Linked DNA regions of Homo sapiens: region 2 is linked to region 1. Evidence: read pairs that join two places in POLR2A ChIA-PET (ENCODE). Cell type or tissue: OCI-LY7. All regions are shown on one strand. Links, peaks and the distances in the headings refer to the core of each region. The heading gives the core; the rest is flanking DNA.

Region 1 (15,688 bases), core at 3,375-11,374:
AACAGCCTCATCCTGCACTGAGTCCTCCTGACACATACCATCTTCTCCTGGCATCCTTGTGGCAGCCCCTGAGTCCCTTTGCCTGGCTTCCCCAAGCCCAGTCCCAGACCCCTGTGTATAATAAGCCTGCCCTTTGGGATGGTTCATTCCTGACCAACTCCTCCATGTAGCACATTGGCCACTTGGAACTATTCTAGAAAACTGATCTTCTTTTATGCCTCAACCCTGCTGAGCCCAATTCCCCCACAGGATCAGAGGGCTCTTTCCAAAAGCAGGCATCCAGATGTCAGGTTCTGCACCCCATCTCCACATTGCTATTCCCCATTGGCTGTGTGTGGTGGGGGAGAAATGGATATGTAAATGATGAGTCCCCTTTCTTGAAGGCTTTCCTATCCCTTGGTCTGACCCTCTATATGCTCACTGCCACAGCCATCCATACCCACAAGTTAATTTGAGCCAAGGAAAGAGTGGTGACATTGAGTACTACAAAGACATCACAGATCACTTGCTATCAAAACCAGAAAGCAGGATTTATTCAAACCATCCCCAATGGCTCCCACGTGACAGACAAGCTGAGATGCGTGTCCTATTTGAAAACTGCTCATCCCAGGTACCCCTTCATCTTCCGCCAGGCCTGCACCTCTTCTAGTCTTCTGTGACCCAGGGAACATGACCATCGTGCAGCCAGATACCCAGATCTGCACCCTGAAGCTACTCCTTCCTCCCTCCTCTCCCTCTTTCCCTGCATGCAGTAAAATCACCATGTCCCAGTCTGCCTACCAAATAACTCATGGCTCTGCCCCCTCCTCACTGTAGGCACAGCCACTGCTTTTATTGAGACCGTGGTTATTCATCACCTGGAGTTTTGCTGTAGCCTCTTTGCTGGTTTTCATTATCATTGCCTTCCATCACATCCCCACCACTGCTGCCAGACTGATCCTCTGATCAGAAGACTTAACACTCTCTGGCCAAGGTTCCCCACTGCTTTTGGGCGAAAGCCAGTGATTCCCAGCTTGGAACATTAATATCCTTCCTGATCTGGTCCCTGCTACATTCTCCAGATGCGTTCTTCAGCTTCTGTCTCCAGCCTTCTCTCTCCCCTCTCCTCTGATACAGATCCCCACTCTCCAGCTCTTCTAATCTACTGGCCACATTCTCTAAAGGTTTTGGTTTTTTTATGCATGCCTCACTCTGCTGGACCGTTCTTCCCCTCTTCTACACCTGGCCCTCACCTGCTCGTCTCAGGACTACTCAGGGATCAGTTCCTCCAAGACCGTGCTGTTGTGGTTCCCCATGCATCCTGGGCTTACTTCTTTCATGGGACTTAATACACTGTTACTTTTTCACATGTAAATCCTGGAGCCTGAGGAGCAAGGCTTAATCTATCTTTATATCTACATGCCTGGTTCTTAGTAGGTACTTAGTAAGTGTTTATTGGAATATGTATTTGAACAGAGGAATAATCAGCTGTCTAATGATTTAAAAAAAGAGAAAGAAAGGTTTAGGTAAGAAACCTGTCTTTGGTGATTTTTGTGTATCTAGCTATTTTTTAAGTTCTGCCTATTTTGGAGGAAGTATCCAGTTTCACTGCAATGCCTGCCAAAAATTGCACTGAGAATTTAATAAAGTAGATTATCTCCATTTTGAATCACTTGGGATTATTTGAAAAGTTGTACTGGTTGTCCTCCTATCAAGAGTCATTTGTGTAACAAAAGTACATTTATATTGCAGTGAGTTTTCCCATGGAAGCAATGTTGTAAATGGTCATTAGACTTTTTTTCTTTCCAACTTTTATTTTAAGTTCAGGGGTACATGAGCAGATTTGTTACATGGGTAAATTGTCATGAGGGTTTGCTGTACAGATTATTTCATCACTCAGGTAATAAGCATAGTACCTAATAGGTAAATTTTCCATCTTTCTACCCTCCTCCTCCCGCCCTCCACCCTCAAGTAGGCCCTTGTGTCTGTCATTTTCTACTTTATGTTCACATGTGCTCAATGTGCAACTCCCATTTAGAAGTAAGAACATGCAATATTTGGTTTTCTGTTACTAGGTTAATTCACTTAGAATAATGGTCTTCACCTCCATCCATGTTGCTGCAAAGGACATGATTTCATTCTTTTTATGGCTACATAGTATTCTGTGTTGCGTATGTACCATATTTTCATTATCCAGTCCACTGTTGATGGGCATCTAGGTTGATTCTATGTCTTTGCTATTGTGAATATGGACTTTATTTTATTAGCACTGACCCCTGTCTTCTTTAGGTGTATGTACTGTCTCTCCAGCGAGACTTTAAATGTCTCAAAGGGCAAAGCTCATTCTTTACACCTCTCTGCAGCTGCAGCACCTGGCTTATTCTATACACTCAGTACATGTTGCAAGATTGTGATTGAAAACTCTTTTGAATTGAAAATGTATATATTAATTTTAAAAGAACAATTAGGATCTATTTTTGTATTCATTGTAATTTACCATGATTATTTTTTCTCTGATATAAGTTATCTATGTAAAATCTAGAATCCCATATCATTTAATTAATTTGATAAATTTTTATATGCTGAAATATTTATTAATAACTCTGGGAAATGACTTTGAGACAAAGTATATTAGTGAGAACTTGTGTTTACAACCCAAATATTTTTAATCCTTCAAGTGAGAGTCATTTCAGAGACAGTCTTGATAATTAATGACCTAATGACTTATTTTACATTTATTATAATTTTTGTTGAGCCGCATGTTATTAATTTTTAAAGAGTGTGGAACCAATTTTCTTTTTTCACACAAATGACTGTAACCATAAATATTAATAGGTTCTCAGAATTTAATGAAACCAGTCTCAAGAATACTGAAACTTTCTGATGTGCAAAGAAGGGTCTTTCTATGTAAGGCAAGTTCTGAATTTATGAATCAGATTCTTAACAGCTATGGGCATGTTTGCATGGGTTACAAAATGGGTTATTTTATATAATATTTAACATTATGGCTATTGCTTACCATTCAGCTATAATTTTGCTGGTAGTAAACTTTTTACATTTTGTTCAGACAGTTTATTTTCTTTTTTTGATATTGCTTGCCTTCTCAGTTATCACTGGGGAAGAAAAAATGCTTTAGACCTAATACAAAGGAGACGTACATATCCTGAAGGTAGAAATACTTCAATTTAAATTATCCTCTCATCAATAAGGAATTCGATTTTGTTTTTAGACTTCAATCAAAACATGAAAAGGGTGCAGGGACATCATTGACTCCACACTCCTAAATTACTTGTTTTGTTTTTGTTTTTGTTTTTTGAAATGAAGTCTCACTCTGCTGCCCAGGCTATAGTGTAGTGCATAATCTCGGCTCACTGCAACCTCTGCCTCCCAGGCTCAAGGGATTCTCCTGCCTCAGCCTTCCAAGTAGCTGGGACTACCGGTGTGGACCACCACACCCCGCTAGTTTTTATATTTTTAGTAGAGATAAGGTTTCACCATGTTGGCCAGGCTGGTCTCGAACTCCTGATCTCAAATGATCCTCCTGCCTCAGCCTCCTAAAGTGCTGGGATTACAGGTGTGAAGCACCATGCCCAGCCAAATCCACTGTCTTTCAAAGTGTGTTTTACAAACACTGTAAACCCATGAGATATTTGATTTGCTCCATTGTCTTAAAATTATGAGTTTTGGCTATCTGTAATAGTTTGATATCATAGCAGTATAAGCATAAAGCAAAGTTAAAGTTGGTGAACAAATAAAACCAACTCATAGAATCAAAGATTGTTCGAGTTGGAAGGAATCCTAAGAGTTCCTAAGAAACAGTAAAAGAATGCCTTCTACTCTCTGGTCTTAGAAAAAATGATTTTGGACTTACCTAGCCAAGCCAGGTTTTATTGTGAGAACAGAAATAATGATGTCATATCATATATGCAAGGGCTTTGTAAATTTTTCTACCTGTAAATTTTTTTACTTTGTATTTTGAGATAATAGATTCACATGCCGTTGGAAGCAATAACACAGAGAGATATCATACACCCTTCACTCAGTTTCCCCCAGTGGTAATATCTTGCACAATCTTGCACAACCTTAGTACAGTATCACAATGAGGAAATTGACTTTGGTACAACCTACTGACGTTTTTCAGCTTTTTTCAGATTTCACCAGTTTTACATGCACATGTGTGGTGGGGGAGGTTCTGTGCAATTTCAGACGTACATAGATTTATATAACCACCACCTTGGTCAAGTACAGAACAGTTCTTTCTCAAAGATGCCTAATGGTACCCTTTTATAGCCACAGCTACCTCCTTCCCTCACAACTCTTCCTAATCCTGTGCAATTACCAATCTGTTTTCCATCTCTGTAATTTTATCTTTTCGAGAATGCTGTATAAATGGAATCATACAGTATATAACCCCTGAGATTGGCTTTTTTTTACTCAGCATAATGCCATTGATATTCATCCAATTATTGCCTGTATCAGTAATGTGCTCCTTTTTATTGCTGAGTGATATTTCTTGGTATGGATGTATCACAGTTTATAACATTCACCCGCTGATGAACATGTGGGTTTTTTCTAGTTTTTGAGTGTTACAAATAAAGCTGCTGTGAACATTTGTATACTGGCTTTTGCGTGAGCACAGGTTTTCATTTCTCTGAGATAAATGCCTGAATTCAATTTCTATGTCATATGGTAAGTGCGTGTTGAATTTTTTAAGAAACTGCCATACTCTTTTCCAGAGTGGTTGCACCATTTTACATTTCCACCAGCAGTGGATGAATGATCCATTTTTCTCCTTTTCCTCACTAGCATCTGCTGTTGTCACTATTTTTTATTTTAGCCACTCTGGTAAGTGTGTATTTAAGTCTCTTGCTAAAAAATTACTTGAGTATATGCCCCAGAAAAGCTAAAGATAAATCTAATAAAGCAGTTTGGGGATATAGAAAAGAGTGGTGAAAAGAAAGCGGAAAAACTCAGTGGTTAAGTTTAGTGCCTGGTGATATGCCTGTGAGACTATGCAACTGACAAGATTCCTAAGAAAAGGCCTGCGATACAGGAGTTTAACGTGTGTGTTTCTAATAATAAGCACTCCTGTGAGACTTCATCTAAATCTATTCTACAGCCATTGGTGTTGCTTCATTATATTGTAATTACTTGATTACATGTTTAACGTTTGCTACTAAAAATCTGCTCTGTGGGAACTGTGGAACCTCATTTTCCCAGTCTTAGCTCACTCGAGAGTTCTTACACAGCATTTCTCTTGGTGTCAATCTTCTGATGAAGCCTAGGAAATAGCAACAGCAAACATTCTTGGAATAGTGAATCTTACCTAGTCAATGCACATAATAAAAGCAGGTTTTAGTAATAACCTACACATGGTTTGTCTGGAAAGAACCAAGGTAAATCATGTCAACATTGTGAATTTGTGGATTAATTGTTTGGAGTACATTTGTATTGCTCATTTGTCCAAGGTCTGTTAAAGGCCAGTGAATTACTAAATTGCAACTGTGTTGACCTCTTCATCCTCTCAGTTTTTATTTAGGTGGCAACTGGTGTCGCCATTGAAGACCATCCATACACCACAACTGTTCAGTAGTCTTGGGAGGGGGCTGGTGTTTGTCTAGGCTTTTGCCGCTTGCTGCAGCTTAGTTCTGCTGAAAGTAGGGAATGGAAATGAGCTGCTGGCAGCAACAGAAGGAACACAATAATCCATGCAAGATAGTGTCAGGGTAGCTACAAAAATCAAAATAACTCTATGCTGTTGTTCATGCCTGACTTTCTACTAAGTAAGACAATTCCCAAATTTTACAGAATATGCTCTTCTGGGTTTTGGTGGAGAGAGGGTTCCATCTTGGATATAACCTATAGATACCAAAGTAACTTAACATGTAAAACAAATCATATGTAATATGTAATCATCAAATACGTATATACAATACAATACATAATACTTTATTGCATGGACAATAAGGATGCATTTCCAAGGCTTACTTTATCTGTGGGTTGGTTCAGGTAACATTTATTTAAACTTTGAGCCAGACAATCTATTACATATAGGTTCTCTCATTCATCTTCACAACAGCCATGTGAAGTGAGTGGTATGATTACCTTTTGACAGATAAAGAAGTGAATCCTCAGGAGAGGTTCAGCTTCCGCAGGTCCACAGAGCTCACAGTGCTGCATCCAGAATTTATACCCAGGTCTCTCTGACTCCAAACCCATGTTCTTTCATCATTACACTCTCCTTAAGGAGCTTGTGTGTAATGGTGGTAAGGCCACTGAAATGAAAACATTAAGTAATAACATGGACAGATATAGGCAGCATGGGCTAGAAGTGCTCAATGACTGGTCACCTAACTCTGACAAGGAGATACAGGGGCAGATGCTGTAGGAGTCAGGAAAGGGCTCAATCCTAGTGGAGAGCTTGGTTTGGACAGGACAATGAGTTCATGAAATCTTGCAGCCTATTTCAAGGAAGGAACACAGTGCCAAGTGACTAAGGAACACAAAGTAAAATAAATAATCCAAACATTTAATTTTAAAAATTTAATGAAAAGCATAATCAAGCCCATTGACATTTGCCAACTGTTACCAATGTGCATGCACACGAAATCCTATTAAGTTAAAAGCGAGGCTTCCTTCTGAGCAATGCAGCGGTTACAGGGGGGTTGATTGTTTTTGAAATCTTGCAGGGGAGGAGATTAGGGACTCAATGTGTGACGTTGAATCCTGTGTGAGCAGCTTTTGAGAATTCTGATTCACTACAGAAACGGAAGGATTATCAAGTCAGTAGTTTGCTTTTTTTTTTTTAAACTCTCACTGCAAACCAAAGTATTATCAAAATTTCTATAGAAAGAATGAAAATGGGAGACTGAAGGTAATTTCCTCGGCTCTAAGAAATAAACTCCTTTTCCTTTCTTCCTAAAAGAGATATTACCTAAAGATTGGAGAGTTGAAGCATTTCCTGAGTTTGTTGTTATGTGTCTAGCAAGTTTTCATTTTAAGTAACTTGTCCCACAGAAATTTATATATGCAATAATTCAAGTTAAGGAGAGCTAAAATCTTTGGGCTTATGAAATAGAACAATGTTATATCTACTACTTAGAGTTTCTGGCTTTTTTGTAAAAAGAACCTACTGGTCTCTGATTAGATGACCCTAAGTGTAGGAGTAAGGTCAATATAGGCCCCAAGCGGAAAGACCCACAAAGTATTTGGGGGAGGGAGCAAAGGGAAGGAAATGCCCCCAAGGACCCCTCTTCTCCTCCCTGTTGAGAATCCTGGGAGTGCAGAGAGGAAAGCTATGGCAGGAAGGGGAAGTGGCCACACGGGGCCTGATGGTAGCAACTCTGGCTTTGAAGATGTATCTGGAAAGGCTTTGAGGTTGGCTGCTGTGGATCTGGTTGTGGATTCTGACGTAAGCCAGTCATACAGATCATGATGCAAAACAGGGCAGAGTTGCCAACAGCCAATCCAAAAGAGATGTTAGGGGCAGCAAACCCTGGTGATTTACAAAATGGAATTGAGGCTCCATACCTTGGGAGGAACTTCTGGAAGCTAGTGAGGGACTGAGTTACAGAGATTTAAGGCATATTTGAGAGTTTCCAAGGTCTAGGAAAATATTACAAAGTTTAAAAAATGGTTCAGAAATGTGCCTTGTGATACATTACCCAGTGCATTGTGTACCTGTCAGACATGACCTTGTCTTCCTCCCAGAAGCTTTCAACTTAGGCTTAAAGAATAAAGAGTAAAATCAGTTTGATTTTATAGGGCTTAATTTTATTCATTCAACATCCAGGGCACATTTATGGAGTACCGATGGTGCTGTAGGACCAGGGCCTGCACGATTACCTTGTGAAAAGTAAAGTACTTTGGACATCCAGTGGTTCTGAACCTTTCAGAAAAGATCACCCCATACTGGCTTCTGAGAGGTTTGGGGCCACGTATATGGCTCTTCATCCCTGTCAGTATCAGTCCACACTCTTTACATGCCCTTCTACCCTGCAACTGAGTGTCCCTTTGATATCACCAGTGTTCTTCCTTCAAAGACATTTTTCAATTTAGTGTTTTTTTAAATTTTGAGACAGAGTCTCATTCTGTTGCCCAGGCTGGAGCTTGGTGGCATGCTCATGGCTCACTTGCAACCTTCTCTCCTGGGCTCAAGCGATCCTCCCAACTTAGCCTCACAAGTAGCTGGGACTACAAGCACATGCCACCACACTTGGCTAATTTTTGTATTTTTTGTAGAGAAAGGATTTCACCATGTTGCCTAATTTGGTCTGGAACTCCTGGGCTCAAGCAATCCACCTGCCTTGGCCTGCCAAAGTGCTGGGATTACAGGTGTGAGCCGCTGTACTCGGCCAAATTTAGTGTTTTGATCGAGCAAGGATAACTCTTCTCTCCTCATTTTTGTCCCTTCAAATACTGCATTTCTAAGTGACAAGGTAGAAAATGTCCGTGGGGGGAATGTCTCCCTCCATGAGAATGAAATGGCCAAGGACAATCTGTTATTCATGAATTGATATATAACATTCAACTTTTCATAAAAAGGATACATCTGCGAACTTTCTACATGTATACATCAGAAATGTGTTTTAAAAGGGATATGTACTTCACTGGACAGATCAATTGTCCATAGCTACTCAGGCTACAGAGAAGTTAAAACTGAACGTTTATTTAAAATATCTTCATCCAGCCTTAATGCGAGCCTGGCTGGAATGATTCTACATCTCGTTAACTTCCTCTCTTCATTTCTCCACACAAAGACCTCATTTGTAAACTTTGCCCATATTCAGCCAGCTCCAGATGTTCCAAGGACAAACCATTATCACGACCAACTCAGTGTTTGCTGCATTTTCATAAGCACTTGGTGATCTCTCTTCAAATGATGACGGGAGTTCTTTAGACACAGAGATTCTCCATCCTCTGATATTCCTCATTCTGAATTGGCTATCCAACTTTTTTTTCTAGTTTGTTAGCAATTTCAGAAAAAGGTCTACAATCAAATTTTCAAAGACCAGAAAAAGCAGTGATTCCAGATTGCAGATTTACTCTCTGTCCACTCAGATGTGCGGGGAAAATGTAGTTACTTAATTATCTATGAATCCTTTTCCCTACTAGCATCCACTTCCTCAAACTGAAACTTATCAGTTAGTAATATTGCAGTCTCTTCTGGTTTAGACAGTCACCCCTCCAGTTAAATATTCTGTTTATTCAAAGTTGAACTCTCTCAGGGTAGGTGTGAACTGTCCCTGTTTTATCCTCCATTTTTTAGGTGAGCACCATTGGAAACATAGGGTCCTTGTCCCATGTGGACACACAGAGCTGAGAACATTGCCACAGGCCTCTCCATACTCACGCATTCCAGCTCTGCCTTAACTGTCACCTTCATGCTAAGTGTGGCTTTCAACTGTGTCATGTTGAGCCACTCTTGTACCTTCTTTAGTTTTGATCATGTGCATATATTAAAATAAATATTTAAAAAAATATTAAAATAAATATTAAAAAGTAAATAAGACTCCAAATGATTTTTTTTTCTAATGATAATTCTCAGAACCTGGATTTTCCATCACTTCTTTTAAAACTCACTCTGTAGGTACTTGCTGTTCTTAGATATTGTTTCTCAATACCGATGGTGACTTTCCCGGGCCTCAGATTTTTCCTGCTCTATGAAAGCTTCAACAATCCTAGAGCATGGATCAGCCAGTTTTCTTTAGCCTTAAACAACCACAGGAATCTCAGTTGATAAATTCTGCCTTACCTTCCTGCCGAATTAATTACATGTTGTTCAGCAAACAGTTCCGAATTTTCTCTCTGTAGAAGGCTCTGTGCTAAGACCTGTGGGAGGTACAAAAAATGAATAGGATGTAGTCCTTTTTCTAAGAAGCTTAGAGTTTAAACACTAAGTCTAAACCATCAAGGTCTTATTTATCACGGACAGATTCTTCCATTCTTCTTCTCTTTCTTTGTCCATAGAGTAATATGAAAGGTGAAGGGTAAGTACTTTTTTCTTTTTACCAAGAAAGGCAGTTTACCAGAGTTGGTGGGCTGTAGCAGACAGTGGTGAGGGTTCCAGAATTTTACCTCACACATGGACGTGGATGTGGGTGCTTGGACCAAGTGTGGCCTCTGAGTCTCACAAGACAGCTGGCCTATGCCTGGGCTCTCTGCTGACGTACCAGTTAAGCCACAATGAAGTAAATCATTCATAGTAAAGCCAACAAGAAGATATATCATATAATGAGAAGGATGTGACATTTTAACATAAAATATTACTTTTAAACCTGTTTACAAAATAATTTATGAAGACATCTTTATTTGAAGAAATGAAGTGTTTATAAAGAAAACAAACCAAATTCATCCAGCATAGGAAGCTGGTGAATATATATATATATATACATACACACACACATACACACACATTATATATATACATGTATATGAAATCTTTTTAAATGATGGATGGCTATTTTTAAGTGTGGAAAAAAAAAAAGCCTTGGTACAGGTTAATCCAGTACAGCCCAAGTTCTAAATCACGGCATACACACCATGAAAAACACATTATTGCCAAAACAAGGATTTAATATTTATTTCATTCTGCTTTGCCAGCCAAAATTGTATGGCTTGTCACAGCCTGTATTTTCTCATTATGACATTAGCAAAGAACACTGAGCTTTACTGAAGAAATTTAATTAAATTGAAAAGAAAGTGTTTGGCTCTAACTAAACTGGCACAATACAAGGAATTCTAGAACTGTATTCTGAGGGGTCTACTTTGTGAGGAATGGCAGGCCCTTGGATTCATTTTTCCCTAAACCAGTATTTTCAGAAATGTCTATTTGCATAAAATCTCCAGGACACTATTTTGAATTTTCTGACATTATTGAATTAACAAAAATGTATTTGCCAATCATTAACTCCTTGTTCAGGAACTAGATTCTAGGCCAACTGGAAACATTACTCAGGACCCTTGATACATCTTCCTGTCAGCTCCACATTTTGTTAATTTGGTTATTTTGCAGATCTTCCATCAAAGATTGATCAAGTGAGATGGAACATAGCAAGTTTTCTGCTTTAACCACTTTAGTTAAGATCCCAAATTATTAATTTCTGTTTTTTTCTCTGCCATCTCTAGCTCATCATTGGCAAAGGGTAAGTTAATGCTAAACAGGTATAGACGTGCATTTTATCTAAGCATTTCAAAATAGCACGCTAAACTTTAATTTTGAAAAGTTTATACAATAAAAATATGTAAAAGTAGACCAAATATTGTAATGAATCCACATATACTCTGTGCTCTATTTTTAACTCATGGCCAATCTAGGTTTTTTTGTTTGTTTGTTTGTTTGTTTAACTGCCTCTCTTCCCATATAATTTGAAACACATCCAAGACATCACATCATTTTACTCATATGTACTTTAGTAGGAATCCCTAAAAGCTAAGGACTCTTTAAAAAAAAAAAAAACTACAATACCATTATAATGGATTAAAAATATTAATAATTCTTACTAATCATCAAATGTCAGTGTTCAAATTTCTAATTGTTTCAGAAACAACTTTTTGTGGTTTGGATCAGGATTTAAATAGAATCTACTTGCTAAGTTCCTTGTCACTCTGATTTTTTCATTTTGAAAGTATTTGTTGAAGATATTGGTTTGTTTATCCCAGAGCATCTGGATTTTGCTGATTACACCACATTGTTTCATTTAACACACTCCTCTCTTGTGCGTTTTTTCTGTAAATGGATTGTAGGATCCTACAGGTTGAGTCAGTCAGATTTAGGTCTGACTTCATATTTGATGTCTCCCCTCATCAGGAGGCACATCATGTCAGAATGCCTTTCTTTCTGCAATGTTAGTACCTGTTGATGACCACTGATTAGACTCATTCATTCATCAGGAGTGGTAAAATGGGGATGTTCTAATTTTATTATATGTCTGCTAGACTGCACAAAGGAATTTTAAACAAAAGAGTACCTGTCACATAGTAGGTGCGCAATAAAATACGTATTGAATGGGTTAATTTCCATAAGAACCCCTATGACAAGGGAGCAGAGGACAGGAAAACTAAGAAGGCCTTGAGATGTGTTCCATCTTAGGGCCAGCACCAAGCGTTCTTGGATGATTAAAGAGCCTTCACAGTTGACCAAGCCTGTGACATGCTGTTCTTGCAAAGGCTTCCTAAAGAAAAATGTGATAGTCTTACTAGACTCAAAGCTCAGCCTAATTTATAGCAAAACAACTTTGCCTTTTATCTGCCATTTAGCTGTATGCCTACTAAACAGTAAATCAAAAGAATCTCTATAAATATCAGCTTGATTTTTGCCCTTGACACAGTGTATATAAAATACCTATGGTGTGGGTAGGTTTGAAAGCACTGTAGGCTTTTATCTTTATTTTTCTGACAACACAGAGCACATAATCACAGTAAATGTTTTTAGTGCCAAAAATTTGTTCATGGGCATTGTAATCATGATGCACAGGTATCAAGTTCTTATATTTAAGATACAGGGTGTAGTGTTTTACATTCTTTATTGCTGAATATTTTGGTTTTCACTTACTTATACATGTGGAAAGCAGTATAACAAATATTCATTCCTACTGTGTTCAGAGCACACAGCAAAATGCACTAAGTCAAACCAGTCTTTGTTGAGAAATGAAGTCTTGTGTGTATGATACAAAGAATATAGGTGTAACCTGAGGTAGAATTTTATATGACAGAGGGACACTAATAATGTGCTTGGGTCTTCAGAGGGGAGACATATCCCAATAGTTTGTTGAAATCATTAGTAAATTTGCATGGAGTGGGGACAGGCTTTGAAAAAACAGTAGGATTTGAAAAGATGGTAAGGACCATCTAGAAGAAACGACATGAGCAGAAGCATCAGAGTTTACATCTTCAGAGCACATTCAGGGGTAAAGAGCTCCAGTTAGACTAGCCTGGCAAATGTCTCTAGCCAGGCATTAAGTAACAAAAAGACATTGGCTAGGGCCATATTAGTGAGGACTTTCTATGTCAAATTGAAGCACTGGCACCAAGCAGTGGTGAGAGACTGAAGGCTTTGAGTAGGGATGTGATGTGACCTGGTCAAGCACAGATGTCAGGAATGGGTTTGTGAGGAAAGAATGGGAAACTGGGCCAGGCATGGTGGCTCACGCCTGTAATCCCAGCACTTTGGGAGGCTGAGGTAGGTGGATCACTTGAGGTCAGGAGTTCGAGACCAGCCTGACCAACATGGAGAAACCTTGTCTCTATTAAAAATACAAAATTAACTGGTCATGGCGGCACACGCCTGTAATCCCAGCTACTTGGGAGGCTGAGGCAGGAACATTGCTTGAACCCGGGAAGCGGAGGTTGCAGTGAGCCGAGAACATGCCATTGCACTCCAGCCTGGGCAACAAGAGCAAAACTCCATCTCAAATAAAAAAAAAAAAAAAAAGAATGGGAAACTGAAATTAATTCATTATCATTAGAGAGAAGGAACGTTTTGATAATAGAAGCTGCAGGATTGGGTGACTCAGTGAAGGAAAAGTAGCCATGAAGTATGAAATCGCATTAGAATGATTTCAAATAAAAGAGGGAAGTGAGGAAAAAGAACTGCTTTGGAGTGAGGTAAGAATTTAGGGTTATAGCATGGCCATGTGTAGACATTTAGATGGTCATGGTGGCTCATGCCTGTAATCCCAGCACTTTAGGAGGCCGAGGTGGTTGGATCGCTTGAGCCCAGGAGTTCAAGACCAGCCTGGGCAGCAAGGCAAAACCCCATCTCCACAAAAAATTAGTCAGGTGTGGTGGCATGTGCCTGTAGTTCCAGCCACTCGGGAGGCTGAGATGAGAGGATCACTTGAGCCCAAAAGGTCAAGGCTGCAGTGAGTCATGTTTGCACCACTGCCTCCAGCCTGGGTGATGGAGTGAGACTCTGTTTCAAAAAAATATTTTTTTAATTTAAAAAAGAAGTTTAGAGATGTTCTGAAGGAAATATATTGGGCTGCAGCTTAGGAATGAAGTCAGATTAAATGCAACAATTTAGGAATTTTCTGTAGAAAGATGGTAATTGGAATCTACCTTTAAGAAGATCTCAAATCTATCCACTTCTCCCTCGAGCTCCCCAGCTGCCCCTACTCATTCAAGTATTACCCTCTCTTACCTGGACTGCTGAAATACCCCCCAGTCGAAAGTAGGTACTTCCTGTGGGATCTTCCCACAGCTCTCTGATTTTTCCCTCCAGGCCTTATTACAATGTGTAATTCGGGCTTGTTTAATGTTGAGTATGGAATAATTATCTGTTGTTTTATCCCTGAAGATCCATCAACTTCCACAGTGCGTGGCACTCAAACATTTTTTTTTCCAACAAAAGAGTCAATGAATGTAAGTACTAGAAAGTAGAAAAAACAGAGAGCTTTGGGTGAACATCTTTAGGGCACAGGAAGAAAAAGTGGAAAAGTCAAATAGACAAAGAACCAAGAGAAGCCAGGGCACAATAGCTAAGGGAGAGGGGAGATTCAAGGTGGGCTGGTCATAGGGATCGATTCTGCAGGTGGAGGAATAACATGAATAGCTGACATTAATTGAGTGCTTTTTGTGTGCCTAAGACTTGGCACGGATTAACTCAGTTAATCTTCACAGTAACTTTGGTAGGAATTATTTGGTAGGAATCCCTATTATAGAGATAATACAGGTGAGAATAGATACCAGAAATGTTAAATACTTTGCCCAAAAACAAGCAAGTGGGGGAGCCATGAGTCAAACCAGGCCATCTGGTTCCAGAGCAAGGAGACTGAACCACCCTGCAGCCACACCAGCTCCTGCTAGCAGTAAGACAGAAGATAGTTTGCAGTGTGATGTGGTGTTAAAGATGTAAAAGCAAAAGGAGGACCAGCTGCTCTTTGTAGCCTTTAGTCATGAAGAGAGGATGGCAATGCCTATGATTCTGAGTTAGGATATTTCCACATTAGGTCCCCAAATCTACAGAAGTTACAGGAACACTCATGCATCACCAGTCATGAAAACCTGAGGAATATGCTCTCATTTCAAGAACAGGTAGTTTTTGATTGTGTCTTCAGGGTACTCTAGCAGCTGCTTTGACATTGACTTTGACATTGACTTTTTTACTACATTCCAATGTTGTTATTGACTTAAATTAGTCCTTGAGAGAGAAGGAAGAAAGAATCTGACTTTGGCAATAGAAAGCCTTGCAGTATTCCAACTTGCTTTCAGTTTTAAATAGTTCTGTGAATCATTCCTGTTTCCTTTTTTTACAAGTAGGGAAGTAAAGTCCTGCCAGAGCTAGACGGAAAGGCACCTGTATTTGCATTGTAACCTGAGTTTTGAATAGTAAATGCACAGGTACAGAATATACTAGCAACAGTAAGGTCAGGCAGACATTCTGGAAATGTGCACCTGAGTGATGAACTGGACTAACTGGTGTCTGTCATGTTGCAGAATGTTGCTAACTCTTAAAGCTCACACATGTTAAGTTGTTGGCAGATTTATCAATTCTTTTAATTAAAGGACTGGGATGATATGAGTAACGGAACTATTTTGTTCCTAATTGATGCAAATCTTAAAAGTACGTGACTAAAATCTGTTCCCAGAGTTTCTCATTACAGAAGCCTTTTAATTTGTTTTAAAATATATGCATATACATTTCTCTTTTTGTTCCTTCAGATTTCTTAATCGATGGTGATTTTTCCCAACCCAAACTCTAACTGCAATG
Region 2 (15,688 bases), core at 5,238-13,237, 100 kb before region 1:
CATGTGAAGAAGACATGAGAGAAGATGGAGTGATGGTGTGTCAGTTGCAGCTGATCTGACAAGTGAGATGAAGTCTAATCACTGAGTGCTGCATTTAGTGACATAGAGGTTACAAGTCACCTGTGTGAGAGTCATTGCGGTGGAGTGGTGCAGTTGGAGCCTGACTTGAGTGGAGTTAAGATAGAATACAGTGAGCACAATTGGAGACAGCCAGATAGCTGAAGAAGGATGTGGGTTCTTCTAGATTCTTGAGGTGAAAAAGGAACTGAAGCGAAAGGTCATCTTCCTCCCCTTTTATTGGTAAATTGGTATTAAGTGTTTCACAAGAAATACTCCTTTACACGTATGTGATTATAGCTTGGGGGAACAATCAAGGATAAATGACAGTTTCTTTTCTTTCTTTCTTTCTTTCTTTCTTTCTTTTCTTTCTTTGGCATTATTGTGAGAGGGAACAATTTTATAAGTAAATGTTTTTACTCCAAACATGAGTAAACTGTTCAAGCTAAGGGCTTTACTGACTTACTTCCTTCATGGGTTTGTCTGGTTCATCTTATTCCCTTGTCATCTATTTCTCCTGATGACTTTTTTCCACTTATAAATTGAAATATAGTTCCACACCCATGACACAATTATTTCTGTAACTTTGGCCCAGTTTCCTAACCCAGAGACATTTTTCTCTTCAGTGAGTGCTGTAAATTAAAAAAAAAAAAAAAAATAGTTCATTGTCTTCTTAGATTTTATTCAGGAGCAGATTTTTCCCTATTCCTTTGCAAAATTGTTGCTGAATAGTGGGAGAGGAGAGGACCAGTAATGATAGGAAACAAACAATATTTTCCTCACTTTGAATTGCTAAGATTTCCTTCTAATCATAGAATATTGTCAGGTTCCTTCTTGTGGGTTGGGAAGTCTGTCTGGATCCTTTACAAAAGAGGACTGAGGGACATCCAAGCCATATTTGTAACCAGCAGGGAAAAATGCCTTCTCCTGGAACTGCTTATCTCTCCTGATAATGCATTTCTGTCTTTCAAGACGTCAGTTAAGTGCCGTGCACTCCATGGAATGTCCTCTGATCCTTCCGGCTCTAGGTAGTATTGGTTTTCCTCTGAATCAGTGTACTACCTTCTGCCTGTACTCCTTACTTTGTGTGTGTGTGAGAGAGAGAGAGAGAGCGTGTGTGTGTGTGTGTTTTAATGGTTAAAACATCTGTGTCTCTACAGGCTGGTAGAACTACATTCCACACCTAACCTTGTGACTTCCAAGCTTTCTGATTTTAGGCAAATTGCTTAATCTTTGTGTGTCTTAGTCTTTTCATCTGTTAAATGGGAGTGGTTCTTATCACAAAAAGTAGTAAGGATTAGAAAGGAATTCTCTATAAAATTGTAAAGTTATTTATTCAGAAAACTGGTAACTTGAATAAATGGAAACCCGAAGAATATATGTAATATATGGAATAATCCCCTATCTTTAGGGCAAATTTCCTGAAGGAAAGGGACAATAGTTTATCTGTCTTTCCTAATACCAGTTGACTGAGAAAGAACTTAGTGAATGTTTATTAATGGTGATAGATAACGCTTGGAAAATATGTGGAATGGTTGCTCACAGAAATCTGTGATATGTGTCTTAAAATATTTGCACATTAGCAAATGTTTTAGACTTTAGGAAATCTTCCAGACTAAAACTCTTTCTAGGGAAATGGTGTTGCAATTTTGATGGTATATAGGAAGTCAGTGAGCTTTCCTTTTAGTTTTCCTAACATTCATGAAAATTTCTGGGTTTCTCCTATTTCATTCATATTTTCATAGAGAATTCAGAAATCTGCTTTAATTTTAACACAGTCAATCAACCTTGTTCTATAATTAGGATGAGAAGTTAAATGACATTTACTTTTGAGCAAACTTTCATAAGATATGTATTTTAATCATGTGAAAAAAAGATTAGAATAACAAAATATACTGAAACAGGCAAATTACACCTTCTAATGAGAGAAGCGATGCAGGTTCATTTTAGAAATTGTAGAAAGTTCTGATAAGCAAAAGTAGTACACTTCACTGAGATGCCATTGTTTGCACTTCATGTATATTGTTCCAGGCTTTTTCTATGTCTAAATATGTATATGTGATTTCATACGGTGATAGCATCCTGCTGTATATTCAGCTCCATAAACAGCTTTTATTCCCCATGTAATATACAGTGAATGTTTTAAATATGCTTCTGCATTTTTTTGATAGTTGCATTTTTTTGATAGTTGCATGTTATTTTTTTCTGTGGATGTACCACAGTTAATCCACTGTTACTCTTTAGTTTGTTTTCAATTTTTTCCTCAATTACAATGTTCTGATGTACATCTGAACAAACTTTTAAAATTTAAAGACCACAAACATTTCTTAGACTTGCCAATATAAAATACCTAATTCAACTTTGTTCATTCTTAAAACATTCCTTTCTGAACCGGTTTTGTTATTTATTTGATGGTCATGTTTGGAGCTCCTGTGTGTGACTGAAAAAAGAAGAAAAGTGTAGTTTTCTGAACATAATCTGCATTTCAGATTTTTTCATGAATCTAAGACAGCATTTTCCTCATTTGATCCAAACTAGAGAGTTTTGATAATGTCATCAGGAAATGATGCTCCGAGGTTGTCTTCTCCTCAACCAGAGCAACCCGTAATTCATGGCTAGTGAGGTTGCCAGGAAGTCAGTGATCCTTACCATTGTGTCATTTGAATGAAAGAAAGGCTGGAGCATAGGAAGTGGGGAGATGAGAAAGAAGCCAGAGTTAGATATCTATCCCACAGATTTAAGGTCACCACCGTTTCCGTCTTTCATAGCTATGGCAACTTGAGATCCCATGTTTTCTAGGTTAGTTATCAAATATTCCCTCCAGTAGCCCAGTGAAACATCTTAGAAATTCTAGTATTTGGACATCAAAACTAGCATATTTCTATTTTATGCACCTAAAAATGACACCAAAACCCTTTATGACATCATGGTTGTCAGTTTTAGGGTTATAAAATATGGTGACCATATATAGATCTTAGGAAAAGGAGTAAAAGAGATGAGTTAATTATTCATTTTTTCAATAAATGTGGTGAATGAATACTTACTATGTACCTGGCACTGTCCTAGGGCCTGGGCTTACAAAGACGAGTGGACAAGTCCTTAAGTTGCTCTTGGCGTGGTACACACATATATGTTTAATGTCTACGATGCTTTGTTGTTATTTGTTGCTGTGTAAAAGACATATGTCCAAGATGCTACAGGAACCCAGAGGAAGGAAATGCAAAGGTTTTTACAGAGGAAGCAACTCTTTAGCAGGTTAATAAGTGGATAGGCATTCCCCAGGGAGACAAGGGGTACATGATGAGTGTCATTCAATATGTGCAAAGAACAGAGTATATTCTAGGATTCTCCAGCAAACAAGAATTGCAATGTTGATTTAAAACATTTGGAGTAAGTATTGGGTTGAATTTTTTGTTGGTGATGGTGGTAGTGTTTGCTAATTGTTTTTATTTTTCCATATTTCTCAGTTTTTTAAAATCTTCATTGTTTATTCCTTTTTAGGGAATTACTAAACCATTTGACCCTGAAAGATCAGATGAAATGGACATGGCTTATTAAGGAGTTGTTGTAACTACTTCTTGTCTCAATGACATACTATTTTCCTGTCTTGGATTTAATTGCTTAGAAATTATGGCTACAGATTCACAAAGAGATTGGAAGAAAGAATAGATAAAGAATATATAGTTCAAATTATCTGCTAAATTTTTTGTGCTGTTAGTAATTAATACTCCAAAATGTGATAAAGATCACTGTGCCCGTTTTGTTTTGTTTTGTTTTGTTTTGTTTTGTTTTAGCATTGGAAAAGCCTTGGGCTATACATTCTGAGATTTCAAACAAAGTAGATTTATAGTGGAAAGGAACCAGAGGTTTAGACTAAATAGATACGCTGTAAGAGAGCCATAATGATCTTATTTAAATATTTTCCACATTAAATAAGGCATGAGTACTGTTATGCTACTGCCTTTTTTTTAATAATTGAATTTGCATCCATGGTGGTTTTTTTTCATTCCCCGTGGAGTTCCACTTGATAGCCAATGTGAATATTTGAAGAAAATAATCTGTTGGAGCCCAGATTTGAATTAAACTTCCTCAAAGTATAATGAAAGTTTTGAGTTTGTCTTATAAGAAAGAAATTTTTGTTTATGCTTTAGAAGCTTAATTGATAGAAGTCTGGAGAGCAATAATTGGGGTGAATTTTTAAGATGGTTGTAAGATTGTTCACTTGGTAAATATTTCTTGAGCTCTTACTGTAGACACTGTGGACCAGTCATTGAACTGAATTAACTTTCACTCTAGTTCCTAATAGACATGTTAAGCTGCTGGCTTCATGGAGTTTACATTATAGTGAGAGGAAACAGACAAAAACAATAAAAGGTAGTTAGTAGTTAGTAAAATCATTGCCAATTACAATAAATGTTAGGAAGGAAATAAACAATGGGCTGAGAACTTGAACCACAGAGAAGCACCTGCTTTGGGTAGAGTGGCCAGGGAGAATCATCATGGGCAAGGGGGAGGCATGTGCATGCACTTGGGGAATTGAAAGGAGGCTGGTGAGCAAGAGGAAGCATAGCATCAGATAAGCATGGAGAGCTAGGCAGGCAACAGACCACACGGGGTCTTATAGGGCAAGATCAGAAGTCTAGATTTTATTCTAATGCCATAAGAAGACATTAAAGGGTTTTACACAAGGCCTAACCTGAACTGATTTCTTTTTTAAGACCATTATTGCCTTGTGGAGAATGGGAGCAGGAAGATCAAGTAGGAGGATGTTATATTAGTCTAGGCAAGAGATATTGGTGACTGGGCTGAGGTGTAGCAATTAGGATGGAGAACAAAAGATGGTTTTGAGAAATCAGCAAGATTTGGGAGAGGGCATACTAAGGAGAAAGAGAGAGAAATCAAGAATGACTGATTTTTGTAAATGAAGTTTACTGACTTGAGTAAAAATGGGAATGAAGTGACATTGAATGAGATGGGAAAGTTTGCAGGGGCAGAAATAAAGAGGTGTTTGAGTTTTGTTTAGGACCTATCTCTAATATGTTTTTGAGGATTCTAAAGGGAGCTGTCAGTTGGCTATATAAGTTCAAAGCTAGGGAAATCTGGATGCAGCTAAAATTATATTTGAGATAAGCACACCTTCCATCAATATGTTGGCTGTAATTTTAAAAAGCATTTGGAGTATACTTGAAAATACTGAAACTCTCTATCTGTAGTACATACCTTCTGTTCATCAGTGACTAATTTTAGGGTACACAACAGTTGTGCAAAAGAATGAAGTCCTCTTAGTTGCACTTCTTATCAAAATCCCAATGGTATTGTTTTATAGAAATAGAAAAAAATTAAATTCATATGGAACCACAAAGGAGCCCAAATAGCCAAAGCAATCTTGAGAAAGAAGAGCAAAGTTGAAGGCATCACACTTCCTAACTTCAAAATATATTACAAGCCACAGTAAACAAAAGAGTATGGCACTCTCATAAAAATAGACATATAGGCCAATAAAATAGAATAGAGGCCCCAGAAATGAACCCATACATATACAATCAATTGATCTTCAACGGGAGTGCTAAGAATACACAATAGGGAAAGATAGTACCTTCAACAAAGGGTGTTGGGAAAACTGGATATCCATATGTGAAAGAATGAAACTGGACTTTTATATCAGACGCAAAACCAACTCAAGATGGATGAATGACTTAAAAATAATACCTGAAACTGTGAAACTCCTAGGAGAAAAGCTAGGGGAAAGGCTTCATGACATTGGTTTTGGCAGCAATTTCCTGGATATGACACCAAAATCACAGGCAACAAGAGCAAAAGTGGACAGATAGGACTAGGACAATATCAAACTCAAGAGCAAAGGAAATGATCAACAGAATGAAAAGGCAACTCATGGAATGAGAGAAAATATTAACAAACTATACATCTGAAAAGGGGTTAATATTCAAAATATATAGGGAACCCCTACAACCCAATAGCAAAAGAAAAAATAAGGAGCCTGATTGAAAAATAGGCAAAGGACTTAAATAGATATTTTTCCAAAGAAAACATACATGAGCCTGGCCTTCCCATATCAGGTTCCTTAGAGAAACTGAAAATAGTGATGGTGAAGGGGCTGGTGGAGATACCTGTGGGCAGCAGGTGCCCGGTTTGGGCCAGTGAGTGAGGAGAAGCCTCACACACAGCATGTGGTATGTGGCTACCATTTTTTCTCTTGCTTAGGCCCTGCAAATGTTGGGGGTAGACCTTGCCTTTCGAATGCAATAGTCCTTGAGGTTTGTACCATGCTTTTCATCCAGCATCTAGACAGGGCCTGCACATGCACAGGTGTTTGTTAAATGGATGAGTAATCCAGTTTTCCTTGTTTTCTGTGGCATGGGGAAGAAACATGGGTTGCTTGAAGTACCTTGGGTTCAACAGACCTCACCATTTCCTTCTTACTGATGTAAGAAGGCCTTGAAGACCCATCCCAGTCAGTCATCCATGGATAGCATCTATGTCAAGAGGATGTCGGGCCTTTATGTGTGATTCTATAGTTAGTGCAGTGCACAATGGGGCTCCACTGAAGGGTAGATGGAGGCTGATTTCCAACCTGTTCTCAGCTGCCACGCTCTGTATCTGCTGTTGAAAAGGGGCCTTTTTCTTTGCAGGGTTAAGTCTGCCCAGAGGTGGTATCTTTTTCTCATTTTTCTGCAAGGGCATAGGCATTTGCTAAATCAGAAAGGTTGCCTTTTTGTCATTCAAACAAAGGTGTCCTAGGCTTCCCAAGGTCATATTTGGGTACCCTTGCTCCAAATTCTCCATGACTGTTAAGTTCTTGAGGAACTTGAGCTGTAAGCACTCCAAGTGTTGGAATACTTTGAGCAGTTGTCTCCCTGTGCTTGCATCTCTTCTCCCCCTCATATAGAAATCCCAGATAGGAAAAGTGTCGATCCAAGTTGCAGGCTTCCATGTCCATTCCTAGGGCTCTCAGGCCTCGCTGAGTCAGCACCTGCTACTACCACACAGGTGGATTGGTCCATAGATATTTTAACCCATTGCTCTGTTCCCAGATGCCCCTGCCTTCCTTCTGATAAGGCAAATTTAATTTGTGTGTGTGAGGAGGGGATGGAGAGGGTGCTTTGCTTGAGCCAGGATATAGTCCTTTATATTCTGCTGAAAATTCTCAAAGGAGGGCTATCCAAGGGAAAATAACAAGCCCGGGCATGAGAGAACTTAGAATTCCAGGGATACTTAGCGGTATTAACACTAGGAAAAGGGCACATTTTTTTTTTCATATTGGATTGCTAATAATCACAACAATGCTAAATACTTCCTGGATTTCTTTCAGTTGGGCTGAATTTAAGAAGTATAGGTTTATGCTGTTCCTTGATGCTGAGAAAAGAGGGTACATGTAATACTGAGACATCCGCACAGTGGTGGGTGTTGAGGCACCCTGCCAGGTGGGAGAGATTTGAAATATATTCCAAGACTAAAGATTTGGGATTTTTTTCGTACTTTCAAAACCACAGGGATTGACAGAGTTTAATAATAAGATTACAGAGTTACTCCTGTGAATATAATATACCACTTGAAAGAAGTACATTTGGTCAGGCTGGACGGAATCTCATCAAAGAGATAAGGGAAAGTCCGGAAGACACACCTGAGTATGGTCTGAAGCCAAAGAACAGCATGCTCCAAAACAAGCCCAATCTCAGGTTAAGAAGCCTTCATCATTTAGAGTGGCCACCACACGGACTCTCCTTGTTTTGTCTTTTGACTGTTAGGTTGAGTTCTGATGGAATGAATGATGGGGGTTTGCCCCAGCATATTAGCAGCGCATTTCGGCCCTTGTGCCAGTCTGGAAACAGGCGATAGAGAGTGAAGTCAGTGTGTTACCATCACAGAAAACAGCTTAGAAAAAGATACCCCACCAGATAAATAATGGGCATCTCTGGATGAGAAGATTGATGGCTCCTTTTATTTTCTTTGTGATTTTCTGTCTCTTTCTCATATTTCTAAAATAGATATGAGTTGCATTTATAATGATTTTTAAAGTTATTCCAAAAGAGAAACTATTCAAAGAAACTGAAACTTTATGGAATGAACCTGGAATAGCAAGAAAAGATATCTTATGGAAGTATTCGAAATACTAAATTGATAGCCATCCTTAGTTTTTCATGTCAGTTTGATGCTTGAACATTCCTTGATTATCCAGTGCTAAAAGGAGGAAGAAAACATTTATGAAGCATCTACTTAATGTGTAAGGACTTAAAAAATGAGACATCCTTTCTGAACTCAAGGTAGCTTATCTAAGAACAACAGAAATACGCATATATGCATTAAACTTTCCATTTTTGTGTCTATTCATGTGCCAGGCACTGTGATGGATAGAAAATGGATGGATGGATGGATGGATGGATGGATAGACAGAGGTTATTGCCCTCAAGGGGCCAATAGTGTACTAGAAAGAGAAGAAATTTAAACTGAGGATTACAATATAGTCAGTAAGTGTCACAATAGAGTTAGTCCCAGAGCACGTGAGTACAGAGAAGAAACGCTGCCCTTTGCCTCAGGAGGGGTAGGAGAGGATTCATACGAGGAAGTCATGCCTGAGCTGCATCTTGGAGGACAAAGAGCACTCAGCCTGAGAGTGAAGGGGATGTGCCAGGCATTGAAGTGTGTGCAAAGGTAAGATGCAAAGAGAACCACGCATTCTGAGAGCTGACAGTCATCCCATGTGGCTGCAGTTGTGTTGGGGTGAGCTGGGAGGAGATATGAGAGTCGTGAGAGGTCATACGCTGTGCCAAAACCTCTGAGGTTTGCCCTGAAGCAGTGGGAAGCCCTTGCAGGATTTTAAAGAAGGAGAGTGGTTAGACAGATTTGCATATAGAAAAGTCCCTTTAGCAATGTTGTTCACCAACAAGGCAGACTAATTAGGAGGCTAGGGCAGCAATCTGTGTTAGAAATGATGAGATCTCAATTAAGTTTGTATAAGGGAAAATGCAGAGAAAGACTCAGAGTCAAGGAACATCAAGGAGATTGATTGGAAAGAGCTTAATTGATAGGTTGTGGGGAGGATGTATTGAGGAGGAATTGGGATGGCCCCTTGATTTCAGGCTTGGACAACTGGGTGCTAATGGTGGCATTCTTTGAGCTGGATGGGATACGATAAACTGCAATTGAAGCATTTTAAATTTATAGTGCCTGCGAGATACTATAGAAACCCTAAAAGCAGCTGGGAATATAAATCTTGAGCTCAAGAAAGTCTGGGCTCAAAGAGTTATTTGGGAGTCATCACAAGTAGGTTGCAGTTAAACCCATTGGTGATGGAAGAGATTATTCAGAAGCAGTGAGAAGAAAAGAATTCGGAAGACCATGAGGAACAGGAACATTTAAGAAACAGTCAAAAAAGGTGGAAGCCTGCCAGAGAGCCCAAGAAAAAGTGTTCAGAGAAGTGGAGGAAAGCCAGGCATACCAGGAAGGGAAAACCAGGCATATATGGAGGCCCTGCTCATGCTGTCTCCCAAGTTCATCATCCGTGGAAGAAAGGGCAAAGAGCAAATGCCAAGTGGCAGACATGCACTTCCCAACTGAGTTTGCCTCTAACAAGTCTCTCTGGATGTAAATGTCTGTCGATACCTCACTGCTAGAATGTCTAGGAATACAAGTTTCTTGTTTGTTTAACTGGGAACATTACCTTCCTAAATAAAGCTATGATCCTGTTAATAAAGCACATGGGGAAAAGGGATTTGGGGTATTTGGGGTAGGCAAATGACAGTGTTGGCCACTTCAGGTAGCCAAGGGAAGAGGGACAGTCAGTGAAGGAGGACTGGTCATTCATCAGTTCAACACAGATTTGAGAGCCTGCTGTGTGCAAGGTATTCAGTGTCCGTGCTTCAGAGAAGTTGAGGAAGGTCATGAATGAAATGACTGCTTGGGTGAAGCAATGAGGAATCCACCTTTGAACTTGGGGTGGTTGTCCAGGAGGCCGGATTGCTGTGCCTCCATGAGCGTGTGGAGGGGTGGGGGTGAAGATGGAGAATGGACAACAGTCTTTTGAGGAGTTGACTTTGAGCATAAAGGGAGTGGGATGATGCCGCAGCCAGGAGGGAGCATCAAGGTGAAGAAGAGGTTTCAGGAGCCAGGAGGAAGGGTCTCAGGAAGGAGTTCACATGCTCATATTCTCAGGGTGAAGAGCCAGATGAGGGAAAGTAGTCGATTCAGGAAAAAGAGTATCTGATAAAGCTCCAGACAGGTATGTGTTGTGGGGAGCGGAGAACATACCTTAGCTGTGCATCAGAGAGGGACAAAGATGGGTATGGGCGTTCATAGTTTACAGGTGGGAAGGCAGGAAACAAAGGGCCCACCATTCCTCGGGGAGGCAGGGGGCAGGTAGCGGACTTAAGGAAATAAGCGAAGTCTTCAAATAGGCAGTATTAGCAGAGAGGTTAAGAGCCACTTTGGAACTGGACAGTCTGTGCATTCCCATCCTGGCTCCAACTGTATGACCTTGGGCAAGTTATTTATATATTTTATTCTTCTAGTTTTCAATTTTTTTTTTTTTTTTTTTGAGAGACAGGGTCTCACTCTGTCATTCAGGATGGAGCGCAGTGGCATGATCATAGCTCACTGCAGCTTTGAACTCCTGAGTTCAAGTGATCCTCCAGCCTTGACCTCCCAAAGCACTGGAACTACAGGTGTGCACCACTTCACCCAGCTAGAGGCAAGTTATTTAACCTCTCTGTTGCCTTCGTTTTCCTCTGCAACCAAGCAATGAGGATAATAACAGAAACCTGTTACTTGGAGTTGTTGGAAGAATTAAATGAGTTAATTCATGTAGTACTTGTCTGAGTGCCTGGCACAAAGGAGTGTTTCATATGCATTGGCTGTGATAATGATTATTTATAGGACAGAGAGCACATGCAGTCCAGGGTCACCTAAACGCCTAACTGGTCCAGAATGCAAGTGCGTTGGCTGAGGGCTGTGAGGGCACAGCAGATGAAGCATTGCATTCTTCAAGGAAGTCCTCAGGGGGAGGCATTTGAGATTGGCACAGCCCTGGAGAGGCTAGCTCAAGTAGAACAAACACTGTTGGTGCAGGCAAGAGGCTGTCAGAGCACCTGCCACATTTGCAGAGGAAGGAGCCCTCTGACACTTGAGAGGGAGCATGTGGGGCGCAGGGGGCCCTGTGTGTAGAGGCTCCTTCACCTCAAGGGTGGGAAGAATGGTGGAGGAGCGGCCAGAGATGAGGGTGAGCATCACACTTTGCAAGGCCTCGAATACCTGGAGTTTCTTCTGTAGCCACGAGAAGGTTGGGAGCAGGGCAATGAGGGTCCACTCTGTCCTGTGGTGCTCCTTCTGGTGAGAGTAGCTAAAAATAGTCATCACAATGCTGAGTGCAGGGACTGCGTATGGTGTGCCAGGAACATTGGAGTGCTGTAAATCTTGGACATTACTAACGACTGCCCTGTGAGAGAGGTACTGTTATTTGTTTTATTTTTCAGATGAGGAAACTGAGGCACACAGAGGTTAAGCCACTTGAGGATTCCATACAGCTGGTGTGCGGCAGAGTCAATAGTGAAGCTGGGCAGTGTTGTGACACCAGAGCCTCTTCCTGTGACCACCGAGCTGTCATCACCTGTCACATTAGGGTGTGGCTCTCCAGAGGGGGTAGTGACAAGTGGAGATTGGAGCAATGACCTCTGCTAGGCTTATGGCAGCTTATTGATAAAACATTTTCTGTCTTAGTCAAGGAGAGTTTGGCTGTAAGGACTAGAAACTCCTGCAAAGAACTCAAGTGAATGCTGAATGGATTGTGAAGATACAGGGGCGCTCCCAGAACCCAGTTGCTTGCTAGGGAGTATGGCTAGACATTACACAGCTGGAGAGTTGTCAGGCTGTAGCAGTATCTCTGTCTGTCTGGAAACACAGGGCCTTCTCTGTGCATCTTTCCACAGTCTGATTAAATTGCAGCTTTCCTAGTTTCACTCTCCCAGGACCTTGGCTAGCCCTGACCCTACCTGACCTGAAAAGTCACTTGACTCACTCAGTCCCTGTGTTGTAGATAAAGTTCTTGCTTTGGATAATCTGCTGGTTTAGCCTAGTTCAAGTGTCCCTCCTTGGTTCCTTCTGCAGCTGGGATAAAGGTGGCACAGGTTATGACCAGGCAGGGAGAAAGCTGCTCTGAGAACTCCATGATCTTCAGTGGTTAGTGAAGCTTGCACGCCTTGCCATCTTGACTTAACTGCTAACCCTGCACTCCTCAGTCCCTGGCTTTGCTCAGGTTCTGACAGTGTTTTTGTTGTAAACATCTTGTGGGGCTCCTTCCTTTCAGCCTGCAGCTCTGCCCTGGTCTTTCAGGTCTTCATCCTCATGACTATTGCAGCAGGCTCTAGAGTCACCCTTCAAATCTGGTTTTCGCTTCCCATTTTATCTCGCCTTCTTTTAAGCAATATTATTTTTACAATTTTTATTGGCCTCCTATTCAGAAGCCTTCAGCAGATGTTCCTTAATTTGTCACATTCATGGCTGTCTCCCAGGGCCATCTAGCCCGCCGCTAATCATCCTCTTCCCTTGAATTCCCATCGTATCAGCACAGGATAATTTTCTCTTACCAGACATGCCATGGCCCTTCCCTTCTCCACGCCTGCTCCTTCCCTCCTGCTCTGACATCTCTCATCCATGACTTAAGAATGCTGACTGTAGACCCTGACTCTAGACCACAGTCACCTCCCTCTCCTCTGAACTCCTTTTAGTTTTGATTCTCTAGGGAAATTGTTGGTTTGTTGAAAGCAGCTGCCTGCCCAGTGTGTCTTGAACCTGCACACAGCCAAGCACATGTCAAACACTTGGAAAATTTAATATTCAGTGATTAGTGGCTGATTTATTATCTCTTTTGGCCTTGGTTTTTTTTTTTTTTTTTGCTTTTTAATTTTTTATTACATATTAAAGAACATTCCATATAAGCTCTCTGACTGTGATGATTGAATACTTGTTAGAGGCAAAGCCAAGTAAAAGTATTAACTCTAATCCTGTTAAAGACTTTCCCATTATTACATGTGCTTGAGTTTTGGCTTCTCTTTTGTGTGCCTTGAGAACAGGGACCATCTCATTCATCTTGTATACCTCAAAGTACCTCACATAAAGACATCCGGGAATACATGTTTGAGTAAATGAATACCCTCCTCATTGAAGAATAGATCTTAAGTGGTCATTTCATGACTGCTTCTATCTAGGCATTTACATTTGTGCCTAGTTTGAAACCACTTTCATTGCTTGTTACGAATTAAGCTTATTCACCCAAACTACAGAAAGGCTTTTAAAAATTTTTTCCTTTGGACAAAATTTGTCTCCTGCTCAGTCCTTTTCTGCCCATAACAGCATTGGCCATCCCCTGCAATGATTGTATTTATTTAACAGTTCTTCCTGCTTCCCTGCTATGGCCTTTCAGACTTCCCCACAGGCACAGAGCCCCCAGACACCTGGCAGGGTAACTATCAGCTGTTCTTTGTATTTGGGGCATATAGGGGATCTGTGTGGCTTTGGTTTCTCAATAGAAAATGACATAAACGCAGAAATACTTTGCAGGCTGCTACAGGAACAAAGGCAAACAGACTTGTTTGTTTGTTTCTGAGACCAAACATTTTTCTGCCAATCAAAACTGGTTTTATTTGCATATAGTGTATCATAAATTGTTGTAATAATTGAATAATTCCCAAGGCATGTACTCTTAGGAAAAAAAGAGGAAAATAGCTTAGAAATAAAATGTGGACAAAAAGCATAAGCTGGTGAATGAAAAATGAGAAATATTGCCATGTAGTAAAGATATAATATTGTGAAGTCTACCCAGTATCAAATGTATGGTAAAAACTAGGGAAGAGGCTGGCACAGTGGCTCACACCTGTAATCCCAGCACTTTGGGAAGCCAAGGCAGGCAGATCCCTTGAGGTCAGGAGTTCGAGACCAGCTTGGCCAACATGGCAAAACCCTGTCTGTACCAAAAATACAAAAATTAGCCTGGCGTGGTGGTGTGCATCTGTAATATTAGCTACTCAGGAGGCTGAGGCGGGAGAGTCACTTGAGCCTGGGAGGCAGAGGTTGCAGTGAGCAGCGATCATGCCACTGCACTCCAGCCTGGGTGACAGAGCAAGATTCTGTCTCAAAAACAAAACAAAACAAAAGGGGAAGAAAAAATGTAAGCAAGTTATAGAGGCAAGAAGTTCAACTATGTGAGATTATTTGTGATTATCCCAGATGTGACTGGGAAGAGATAGAAAAGTAACAGTGTTAGTTAAATCTCCATGGATTCTTTGCCTCCATGCCAAATATCATGACTATCTAACTAATTACTCCCCCCGACTCCCAGCTTCCCCACCACCCCGACACTATCACCAGATACACACAGATACATACTATGTCTTTGTATATGTAAAATGAAAATCATTGCAGGACATCATGCAGTAGCAGTGTTTTTCATGAAAGGCTGTGAGTTACATTGGTCTGAAAGCAACACATCCGTCATGGCTGTTTTCACTGGCGACTTTCTTCTGTCTAATGTTTGCAATGAAGGCTTGGCTTGAAAAGGCTTATGAATTCTTTTAGCACAACCTTTGTTGGGAAAATGAATTACAAGTGGTTCATTTGATGCTGATCCTTTTGTCATTGCCATTTATAGCTATTCTGTTTATTCACTTTGGGAGAGCCATTCTGAGAATTGATGAATGTGTTTTATGAGAGAATATAAGAGCCCTGCAATTTGTTTTGATTGGTCTCCATTTGGATTCATAGCGAGCAGGTGCCATCGTTTGGAATTGGTTTTGGCAGTGGCTTGGTTATATAAATATTAGATACATGAAGTGAAACCTCATTTAAATTATTTTCATCAGTAAGAATAGGAGAGCTTTACATTGAATGTAAGACACCATAGTTCTATTTTTACAGCTTCTAAGCATACAAATGTGTAACATACCATATGTCTGAACATATGTATGTAGAAGTGGCCTCCATTGTACAAATATTTAACATACAGATTTTCTGCATTTCTTTGAGAGTTTATGCAAATATTCTTTAAAAAACTCTAAGCCTATAGTTTCTTAATATAAGAATTTTTTCTGGTCTGAAAAATACAGGCATTTCTGCTTTGGAAACTATGTTAAGGATTGTTTCAGTTTGGTGTTTTTTTTGTTGTTTAAGCCTCAGAAAATAACCCAGCACATTTTAAACCTTTGCTTTCTCCTGCTTTTTGTTGTTGTTGTTGTTACTGTTGTTTTTGTTGCCAAACCCACATTAAAAAAAATACCACGCCTCTTTGTAAGGGCTCTAGAAGAAGAACTATAATACTTCCTATCTTCCCAGCAAAACTGTTTACCAGGCTGACGTTTTCCTAAGAATAGCTCCCTAGGTTTTCATGAATCCATATAAATTTCCACACATTTGTTTTTTATTCTGGCACAAAATTTAAGAGGGACTTACGATCATAGGTGGAAGGAGCAATGAGGAAGTCTGTTGGTAACCCTTTAGGTAACATCCTAAACCTCGGGCTACTTGCGGGCAAATTGTTAAAATGCAGGACTCATGATCTCTGAGTACACCCATGAAAATTTAAATACCCTTCACGGTGCTGGGTCTTTTTGTAAGCAAGCCAACACGG

What was found. ChIA-PET counts read pairs that join two places held together with the same protein. Peaks named below come from ENCODE experiments on the same cell type or tissue, not always from the same donor. Only the 100,000 strongest peaks of a DNase experiment are listed, where the experiment ranks them.
Region 2: POLR2A ChIA-PET joins it to region 1 with 8 read pairs; 3 of 35 experiments call an interaction of 5 or more read pairs at or near these places.

What each region holds. Positions count from the first base shown.
Region 1 is chr9:68,897,984-68,913,671 of GRCh38, forward strand. The region is part of intron 8 of PIP5K1B (phosphatidylinositol-4-phosphate 5-kinase type 1 beta); the gene reads left to right. Among named protein-coding and RNA genes, the nearest start is that of PRKACG, 110 kb to the right of the region's middle. In OCI-LY7, for the core only: no CTCF peak of the experiment used is centred there; no DNase peak of the experiment used is centred there.
Region 2 is chr9:68,793,999-68,809,686 of GRCh38, forward strand. All of the region lies in intron 2 of PIP5K1B (phosphatidylinositol-4-phosphate 5-kinase type 1 beta), which reads left to right. Among named protein-coding and RNA genes, the nearest start is that of PABIR1, 22 kb to the left of the region's middle. In OCI-LY7, for the core only: no CTCF peak of the experiment used is centred there; a DNase peak (open chromatin) is centred at 8,763; H3K4me3 peaks cover 569 bases; H3K27ac peaks cover 486 bases.